Linked DNA regions of Homo sapiens: region 2 is linked to region 1. The links are chromatin contacts, found by Hi-C in ENCODE. All regions are on one chromosome and are shown on one strand. Each heading gives the region's core, a stretch centred on a gene start or an enhancer-like site at or near the end of the contact. The rest is flanking DNA. Distances are from core to core; before and after follow the strand shown.

Region 1 (4,872 bases), core at 867-3,366:
ATTAGCTACCCTTTAGCCTCACTCCTGCTCTCCAAAATCCTCTTCAAGCTCAGACCCCATCCCATAAACTCTTTTTCTCTCTGTATTTTCTTCTTGCCATTAACATTTGTTTTGCTAGTAACATTTTGTTCTTCTCAAGGTAAACAACATGAGGCTGTTTGTCACTTTTCATTTTTTTCCTCATTTATTATGCTTCCTTCTTCACACAAACTGACAAACACAGAATTTCTCTTAGCAGTAGAAGGAGGAATATGTGGCTATGAGAACTCAGAAACAGCATCTAGAAAAGTAACAATATCTATATTTGGTGTTAGGAAAATGGCTATGTTGATTTTGGTAACAGCTAACATATATTGAGTATCACTGTGTGCCAGGCACTGTGCTTAGGTGTTTTACATGTATTACCTCATTTAGTTCTCAGATTAAATCCTGTGTTTTTCCAACTTTTCAAAATTTCTGCAATGAATATATTGCTTCTATAAGCTGAAAATTTTATTTGTAAATGTATATTCACAAAATAATAAATAGTCCCTGTTAAGATGAAAGTCATCAGTTTGACGAAGATTCTAGGAAGTACTCACTAATAATAAGTGAGATTTTGTTTAAAGGGTTGGGGATGCTTTACTTGGAAAGAAAGGGGATCCTGGAGTGCATTAGACATGCTAGCTATTTTTACATATTTTAAAGATAGTTAGAAGAGGAATTTGACTTGGTTTCTTTGGCTTCAAAAAGTAAGGGAGAACTAATGATTAAAGGGAGGCAAGTTTTTGCTCAACTTAAGAATGCCCTTTCAGACAATTCTAACCCAAATGGCAATTATCTAAATCAACGACTAATTACAGATTTATGCATCCAGGGGAAGGCTGAACGAGGGGAAGCCTAAGGTCATTTTCAATTCTGAAATTGTGTTTATGTTAATGCAGATTAATCAGAGAGAAGAGCCAACGTCTCGTCTACCTTTTTTTGTTGAAAACAAACAAAACGTGATTGTATGTCAACTTTGGAAAAAAACAACGTAGTGTGGGTAAGTGAAGAATGATTGTGAATGGACTGCTTCAGTGCAATCGTAATATTGTTATCAGAAAATCAAAAGGCATAAAAAGCAAAAAGAAAACGGCTTATTTATGCAGCAATTCGAAAGATGACAGAACACAAACCTGATTTAAATGTTATTCACTCCCTCCCTCAGATTGGTCTGCACACCTCCTTCCTTTAATTTCCCGCACTCTCCTATGATCTTTTGCATAATTCACATTCTCTTGCCATGAGACTCAGTCCTGTTCCTATCTGTGCCACCCGTAAGCCACAGGCTTCCTTACCCATTTGAGTTGCTTTATTCCGTAAAGCAGAGACTTCTACTGGGGTTAACTTTGTTGAGCAACAGATCTACCCTAGATTGCGATTCACCTTCAGTCCCGTTTGCTGTAGGATACCAACCTCCCACTCACTGTGTCATGGCTCTCACACAATAGGATTCCTTGCAGCCCGAACCCTTCTGTCCTCAGGTCTGATGGCTGCAAATCCTGGCAAAGCTGTGAAGCCCGCGCAGGGCACCCTCAGCGGCCTGGGCTGGGCCGGGCGCAGGGCTCCAGCCAGAGGGCGCCAGCGCCCACCAAGCGCAGAAGCCCGGGAGGACCATCCAGGGGCTCCCCGACATTTCCTCAGTTAGCCAGAGTCGGGGGGCTCAGACATCTGGTAAGAAGAGTCTTTCTCCCAGTACTCCCCCACCACAGTTTGCTTCTCTGACCATTTCTTCTGGGCTGTCGCTGCCCCCTCACCCTCAGCTTAGTATGGGACCCCGAGGAGCCTCTTCCCGCTGAGGCCGGGACTCCTGCAGCCAGGCTCCCACGCCAGGTGCCCGGAGGCTCCTGCGCCCTCCCGGGCACCTGAAGTGGAAAGGAGGGGGTGCGGGGCTGAGGGCAGGGTGAGAGCCCCGGAGGTGCGGTGGGTAGGGGACTGGGGAGGGCGCCGGGTCAGGAGGGAGGAGATGAGAAGAGGCCAGACAGGGGCTTTCGGTTTCCCTGGGTCTGATTGGAGGTTGGCCCGATGAGTCGGAGCTGGGGACGCGCCCATCTCCGCCGGCTCCTGCGAGAGCCGCCGGCTCAGCCCCTCCCTGGAGCCGCTTTGTCCCGGGTGACGGCGGCGGAGGTTGCGGGGAGGAGCGGGCAGCAGGCAGAATCCCACTGACCCACGGCGGCAGAGAGAGGGAGGCGGGGCGCGCCGCGCCGCGTACGGCCCCACGCAAAGGCCCGCGGGCACCGCGCCGCCCCCACGCGCTCGCACCGGCGGGCAGGTGAGCAGGCAGCGCCGCGCGCTAGCAGCTGGCCCCCGTAGACGCCCCAGCCGCCGCCTCCGCCTCCGCCTCCGCCGGCGCATCGCGGACGCCCAGCAGGTCGGTTATGTAACCGCGCCGGCCAGGCTCGCCCAGGCACCCCGTCCCGCCGGGGCTGACAGCAGCCCCGGGGTCGTGCCGGGGGTCCGCGGCGGGGATCTGGTCTCCGGGCCGGGTCTGGGTGCAGGGCGGGGGCGGGGGCGGGGGCGGGGGCGGTGGCGGGGGTGGGGGCAGTGGCGGGGGTGGGGTTTGTCTCCAGATCTGTGGTCAGTCCCGGCTGCGGCCGTGGGGACGGAGATCTCCCGCGACCCCCCTCTAGGGGGCGCGGGTCCAAAGGAGCCCCTTCCCCACTGCCCGTGGCCCGGGGGTTTGCCTTCCTGGAAGCAGCAGCAGGTGCATAAGTGAAGGAGCGAGGATGACGCCTGTGATCCCCGGGACTGAGGCTTAGAGAGGGTCTAGAAGAGACTAACTGGATGCAGAGAGCAAAGAAGATCGAGAGATCCCTTCTTCCCAATGCAGAGGCTGGGGAGGGGGTAGGTGCACTGAGGTGCAGCGGGCTGAGAATTGTCCTGCTTGGGATTAGCGGCCTTGGGTCATCTAAAAATAACTTCAAGTTTGAAAAGTGAAATGGAGCGGAGCGCAGTGTGCCGGGTTCGTCCTGCCTGTGGGATGCTTCGCTCCAGAAGTCACCAGAGGGAACAGGCAAATCCCAGCCGCCTGATCCCTCGGCCGCCTCCAGGTCTCGCTGGTTTCCAGGGTGCCTCGGTTTGCCTTTTAGTTAATGATTTATTCTTCGAGGTACTTCTGCCTATTTCTTATCCCAAAATGAATTATAGCAGAATGCATGCTTTGAATCTTTCCTGTTTCTTACAATGGGATAGAGGTGTTCAACTGCCAAATGAAGTTTTTTTAAGTCTCAGTTTAGTAAAAACAAAAGTTTCTGGGGTTCCTTTAATATGCATTCCCACAGTTTTCCACAATTGGAGATGAAGGGATGTCACAGCATTCCAGCTCACACTTCTCTCTCCCTTCAGCCAGAATTTCACTCAACTTATCATGCAGAGGGGAGGCTTTAGGAAATGTAGGACAACTTTAACAGTGCAACTCAAGTTTCACACCTTTGTTATCCTTTATTACATCACTTCAAAACGAAGAACAAATGTACCACAAGGTACCACGCAACACTTGCTAACCGGCCTCTGCATTCTGGGGGCACAGTGAAGTTGGAAATACCCAAAAGCTGGAAAGGATCAAGAGGCAGGTCAGCATTGACTGTCAACTAGGCAGGAGAGTGAGCATTTGGCTGCTTTTCAGTGTAGTCATTGATTTTCTTTAGCCTTAGAGCTATTATATTAAGTATGATCAGCCATTGAGTTCAATTAGTCTAAAATGTGAGTTGCACTTTGCATTCAAATCCACTGCAAATCAAATCAGCATTTACTGAGCATCTACTACCTGAGTCCAGTCCATAGAATTTTGTGAGGGAAAAGTGTTCTCATCTAAAGCTACATGATTCTGAGAGCTCTCAAAATGCTTAGTGTGTGCAGGTCCTCCAGAACTCACCTAAATTTGGGAGGGCATGACTCTTTCTCCAGTGATGAACGTGTAACAGACAGAAGTGGGAACTCGAGAGCTTTCTCATTTGTAAGTGCACATCACGGTGTTAAAAACCACTTGTGTAATCATTTGCAGACAGTCATACATATCACAAATTCTTTTTATTGAGACTAACATTGACAATCACCGAGGTCTCATTTTCCTATTTTACGTTCTGTAGCATCCACTCGATCAATTCAATAATTATTTGTTGAGCACCTCCTGTGTGCTTTGTAGGTCCTGTGCCAGAGGCTAAAAGAATGAGGCCCATGCCTCCCAGAAATCAATTTAGCAGAAAAGGAGAAGAAAATAAATGGTAATGATTCAACATCATGAGTGTTTAATGAAGACAGAAACAAGTTTAATGGGAGCCAACAGAAGAAAGAGTGGAGGGAATCTGGAAGAGTTTAAAGAAGAGTTTACATTTGGTCTGGATCCCAATAGGTGGTAGGAGTTGTCTAGAGAAGGGGCTGGGTATTCCACACTGAAGGAACAGCATACACACATGGCAGAAAGGTCACATTCAGAGGACACCTACATGTTCTGAGGGAAGACAGGAATGTTTAGAAAGGTTTCACTGAAGCTGGATTGTGAATATACCCTGCTAAGGAGGAGAAACCATGTGGCCCTTAATGGTAGGAATGATTTCATCTAACTTACATTTTGCAAAAGTGACTGTGGAGGTGTGAGGAGGTGGGGTTGCAAAAAGGAATGAGGAGACTTTAGACCATTGGAGTGGCACAGACCAAAACAAAACAAAAACCAGAAAACTTATGAAATGTGCCTGAACCAGATGGCCTGGAGGAAAGAGAAGAGATCTATACAGAGCCATTTCAGGGGGAGGATCGGTAGCATTGGTCACCAAGTGGATGGTGGTATGGAAGGAGAAGCTTAGATGTCTAGAGGATGGTCAGGCTTTTAACTGAGGGAGTAAATAAGAGGAG
Region 2 (4,872 bases), core at 1,745-4,244, 560 kb before region 1:
TCCTTACACCTTATACAAAAATCAATTCAAGATGGATTAAAGATTTAAACGTTAGACCTAAAACCATGAAAACCCTAGAAGAAAACCTAGGCATTACCATTCAGGACATAGGCGTGGGCAAGGACTTCATGTCCAAAACACCAAAAGCAATGGCAACAAAAGCCAAAATTGACAAATGGGATCTAATTAAACTAAAGAGCTTCTGCACAGCAAAAGAAACTACAGATTGTTTAGACTGTGTATTTCAAGAAAAAGGTGGCTACTTTGCAAATGGAAGTAAAATTAAAAAACAAAAGTCCATAAATTCTGGGACTTATCAGAGAGAAGATGTAACTAATTCCTATCTCTAACTAATAAAATATAAAACTGAGGTGGTCTTGGTTTGGATATAAAACCAATTATATCCAAGCCTAATAACAAGAAGTGAGTCACGGATATGGCCGTCAAATCTTTTTCCTTCAACACTGGGAATGAGTAAGGTGGCTCTAAGTCTTTCAGGTGGATAAAATTACTCCGGAAAAGAAACCAAAGGTGTGGCTCTGCCACTGACGCCTGATAGACTCAAGGTACTGCTTGGAAAAGAATGTGAGGCGTATATGATGGCACGTGCAGCTGATTGGAATGAAACAAATGAGGTGACAATTATGTTTTAAGAGCATTGTACTGACAAGAGAACCACTAGCTGTAGTAAAAGGGATTGCAACTTTCTTGCTTGAAGCCTGAAACTCGTTCAGCATATTAACTGCCATTCACATTTATCACACGTTTCTCTTTTTAAAATTTTTATTTATTTATTTATTTTTGAGATGGAGTCTCACTCTGTTGCCCAGGCTGGAGTGCAGTGTTGCAATCTCGACTCATTGCAACCTCCGCCTCCCAGGTTCAGGCGATTCTCCTGCCTCAGCCTCCTGCGTAGCTGGCATTACAGGCATGCAGTACCATGCCTGGCGAATTTTTGTATTTGTAGTAAAGATGGGGTTTCGCCATGTTGGCAAGGCTGGCCTCAAACTCCAGACCTCAAGTGATCCGCCCACCGTGGCCTCCCAAAGTTTTAGGATTACAGGCGTGAGCCACCATGCCAAGCACAAAGGTTTCTTATATAGGTCATGCCCATATGGTTTCCAAGAACAATTTCTTTGCTGCTCATTGGCCAGACAAGAAGCAAATGTCATACATTGTCAGATTTCTCTTATGGCAGCTTTACCCCACTCTTAGTACCAATTTCTGTATGCTTAAGCTAGATTACAATATAGTAACAACCTCAAAATTTCAATTTCTCAAAACAAAAAAGGTTCATGTCTTGCATATATAATATATTTTAAACAAATACAATTCACCGCACCTACTGATGGACTTTTAGATTACTTTCAATCAGCATATTAGAAATAATTCTGCATTGTATACATATCATTTTGCACATATGAAAGTATGTGTGTAGGTTGTATTTCTAGAAATAGAATTGCTAAGTCAAGTGATATGTAAATGTAAACATTTGGTACAGATTTACTGACTTATATTCCCGCTAGTTATATATGACACTGCCTATTTCCTCCTACCTGCAACAATGTTGTCATTAACGCTTTTGATCTTTTACCTGAGAGGTAAAAATAATATCCCATCATTGCTTTAGTCTTCATTTTTCAAGTTATCCTAGATGTTTCCTTGCTTTTCATAGACTTTAGAACTATTTGTATGCTTTTTTGGTGGATTTATTTATATCCTTTTGTCTATTTATCTGGTTGATTGTCTTTTTTCATTGATTCCAAAGAACTATTTGCATATTAGGAAAAATTTATTAAATAAATTGAAAATAGCTTCTTTTTTTCCAGATCATTATTTCTATTTGGATGCTGTTTATTGTATTGCTGACCTTGCAGAATCTTTTCTCCTTTTTATGTGAAGACACCAAAAAAATACCATTTTTTTCTTTTTGTGACATCTAGGTTTTGTTCTTACTTTAGGAATACCTTTGCCATTAAACCAACACATTATTTAAAGAATGTATCAGCAACAACTGTTTTCTTCTACTGTCTTTAAAGTTTCATATTTTGTGTTTATATTTTAAATCCAGGTAATATTAACTTTGGTGTAAACTGTGAGAGAAGGATATGCATTTATACAATTTCTAACTGGTAAAGTGGGCGCTTTTGTAGGTGAAGATTGGTTAGTTGTGGAACAAGGGTAGTTTACTGAATATGCTTTTGTAATTTTGAGTTTTCTACCTTGTTCATGTAAAATTTACCAACATTTTATTAAAAGAAGCTGTTATGCAGAGACATTATTGACTGTTATGTAAAAACATTAAGAAAGCAGCTCCAATTGAATGTGACCCTGCAGGAATACAAACCAATGTTTTCAGATCTTCTTATTTTCCAAAAGAAGCTGAAATTTGGATTTTTATGTGAAATCCCCTGATGTTTAAATGTCGGCAACTAATTCAGAGTTAGAAAAACAAAGCATGGTCCAAACAAAACACATCTGCTGGCCAGATGGGGCCCACAGGGTGCCAGTTTGAGACCTGTGTTTTAAACGCTTTTTCTTATCCTCAAAGATTCATGTAAGTGCCTCTCCTACAGCCTTCTGTGGCACAGTGTGTTCAGCCCCTATCGTAACATATTTTAACTGATTGTTGCTGGCCTACCTTCTCCATTATAGATGCTTGAAGAGTGTATTTATAGATTTTGAAGTCCTGAGGCTTAACACAGTGTCTTGTACCTAGTAGACAGTATAAATGCTTGTCAAATGAATAAATAGATGAATGAATGAACTCTGCTCCAAGCAGAATCTATGTCCTGAAAAACTGGACAAGGCAACTCAGGTCACAGAGGTTACCTGGTTTGGACTGCTCCTTCTCCTGCCTCCTCCATTAAGTCCCTCAGTCACCTTCATGGTAAATTAAGTGATTGTACCGCATAGTGATTTTGTAAACAGGTGGCCGCTACAACGTTGTGAATCTTGGCCACTAGATGTCTCTCTTTGCCTAAAGGACATTTGGAAGTGCTGGAGTCAATGTGGGGTTTGCTGAAACAATACGTAAGTGAAAAAGAATGTCCTAATCTCAGGTCACATCTTCAGATGTTTGTCCTCATGAGGAAGTTGAGCACGGCCATGACACCAGAGCAAAAGTGCCCAGGGACGGAAGCAGCTTAATTTTGTTCTAGAAGAGCTTCTCATCCACAGGAAGGACCCTTTGCACTCTGAGTCTGTTGGGTGTGAGCCTCTAATCCAGCAGACTCATGAGTGTTCTCCAGAAGCCTTGCTTGTGTTATTTTTCTCTGATGCTATAGGCTGGTGGAGAAATGCATCTTACTGTAAAGGGTCTGGAACTCTAGAATCTGCATGGTAAAAAGGAGGATTCTTGTAAGATATAGCAGATTCTCTATTGAGGCTGTCCCGACCCTGTAGAATTCCTGCACCTCCTGTGATTGCAGGGGGTGTGTTCTGGTGCCTGCAGCTGTACCTTTCCTATGGCCTCACGAGGATCTTTTGAGCTTGGAGAGGTGGGCTTCTTGGTGCTGTATAACTCTTATTTTAAACACAGACGGAGTGAAGGGGAAAAAGGATTATCACTTATTTTATAGGTTATAGCTTTCTCTTCTCAGTGTTATCTGTGTACATTCTGTACAGAGAATAATAATTCTGTATCAATACTGTACATTCTGAACTGATTAAAGGCCACAGATACCGTCTTGACCAACTGCCAGATTTACACAGGACCTTGAATTTAGTGACACTTGAAGCTTACTTCTTGAATAAAATGAAGTGTGGACTCTATAGGATTTTGATGGCTCTCCAATTTATTATGGAAGGTTCAGATGATAAGAATGTTCTATCTCATTAGTACCTGGTTTGCCTTTGCTTTTTCTTTGGATATTTAGCAAGGGTCAGACACTTCTATTTGTATTTTTCATCTGTCTTTAGGAAGCAGTAGAGAATAGTGTGACAGAACAGACTTTGAAGTCAGGTTGTGTTGATTTTCTGGCTCACCATTCACTTAACTGCTCGATGCCTTCACTCCATTGTCTATAAAATAGGGTTGCAGAACGTATAAAAACACATGAAAAATGATCACAACAGTACTTGGCACATAGGAAGTACTCCGTAAATGTTGGCTGATCCACCACAAAAAAAAAAAAAGAAAGAAACCAACAACAAAAAAAAGAATGAGATCTTGTCATTTGCAACAACGTGGATGGAGCTGGAGGACATTTAGTGAAATATGCCAGGTAAAGAAAGACAAACTTCACATGTTCTCACTGATTTGTGGGAGCTAAAACTAAAACAATTAAACTGATGGAAGTAGAGAAAAGAATGATGATTTCCAGAGGCTGGGAAGAGTAGTGGGCAGTGGGGGAGTGGGGATGGTTAATGGGTACAAAAATATCATTAGGTAGAATAAATAAGATCTAGTGTTTGATAGCACAATGGGGTGACTATATTCAATAACAATTTACTAAACATTTAAAAATACCTTAAAGTGTATAATTGGAATGTTTGTAACACAAAGAAATGATGCTGCATAACCGCAAAGGTTTGAGGTGATGATTACACATTGTATGCCTGTATCAAAATATCTCATGTACCCCATAAAAACTTATACCTACTATGTGCCCATACAAATTAAAAACAAAAAATTTAAAAAAAAGTTTGCTAAGCCAGGAACTGTGACTTACACCTGTAATTACAACACTTTGGGAGGCTGAAGCAGGAGGATCGCTTTGAGCTCAGGAGTTCAATACCAGCCTGGACAACATGGCAAAACCCCGCCTCTACAAAAAATACAAAAATTAACATTGGTGGCTCACGCCTGTGGTCCAAACTGCTTGGGAGACTGAGGCTGGAGAATCGCTTGAGCCCGGGAAGCAGAGGTTG

What was found. A loop is a pair of places that touch in the nucleus more often than their neighbours do. Pooled maps may share reads with other maps.
Region 2: a map of endothelial cell of umbilical vein shows a loop between it and region 1 (4-fold over the local background). The contact joins the enhancer-like site here to the promoter of RCAN2 in region 1. A Hi-C loop is called at or near these places in 1 of 168 maps with a recorded cell type or tissue (endothelial cell of umbilical vein) and 5 of 50 pooled maps.

The regions. Positions count from the first base shown.
Region 1 is chr6:46,488,693-46,493,564 of GRCh38, reverse strand. RCAN2 (regulator of calcineurin 2) reads left to right here and starts at 2,116. Exons shown (of 5, transcript NM_001251974.2): 1 at 2,116-2,392. It overlaps RCAN2-DT (RCAN2 divergent transcript), which reads right to left and starts at 1,513. Exons shown (of 3, transcript NR_125837.1): 1 at 1,438-1,513. RefSeq lists silencers at 1,494-1,553, 2,064-2,153.
Region 2 is chr6:47,045,838-47,050,709 of GRCh38, reverse strand. No RefSeq gene overlaps it. Among named protein-coding and RNA genes, the nearest start is that of ADGRF1, 5.9 kb to the right of the region's middle. Within about 2 kb of position 2,994, at least 9 of the 41 ENCODE cell types and tissues checked have a DNase peak (open chromatin) inside an H3K27ac peak, as active enhancers do; they include endothelial cell of umbilical vein, where a contact is called at or near this core.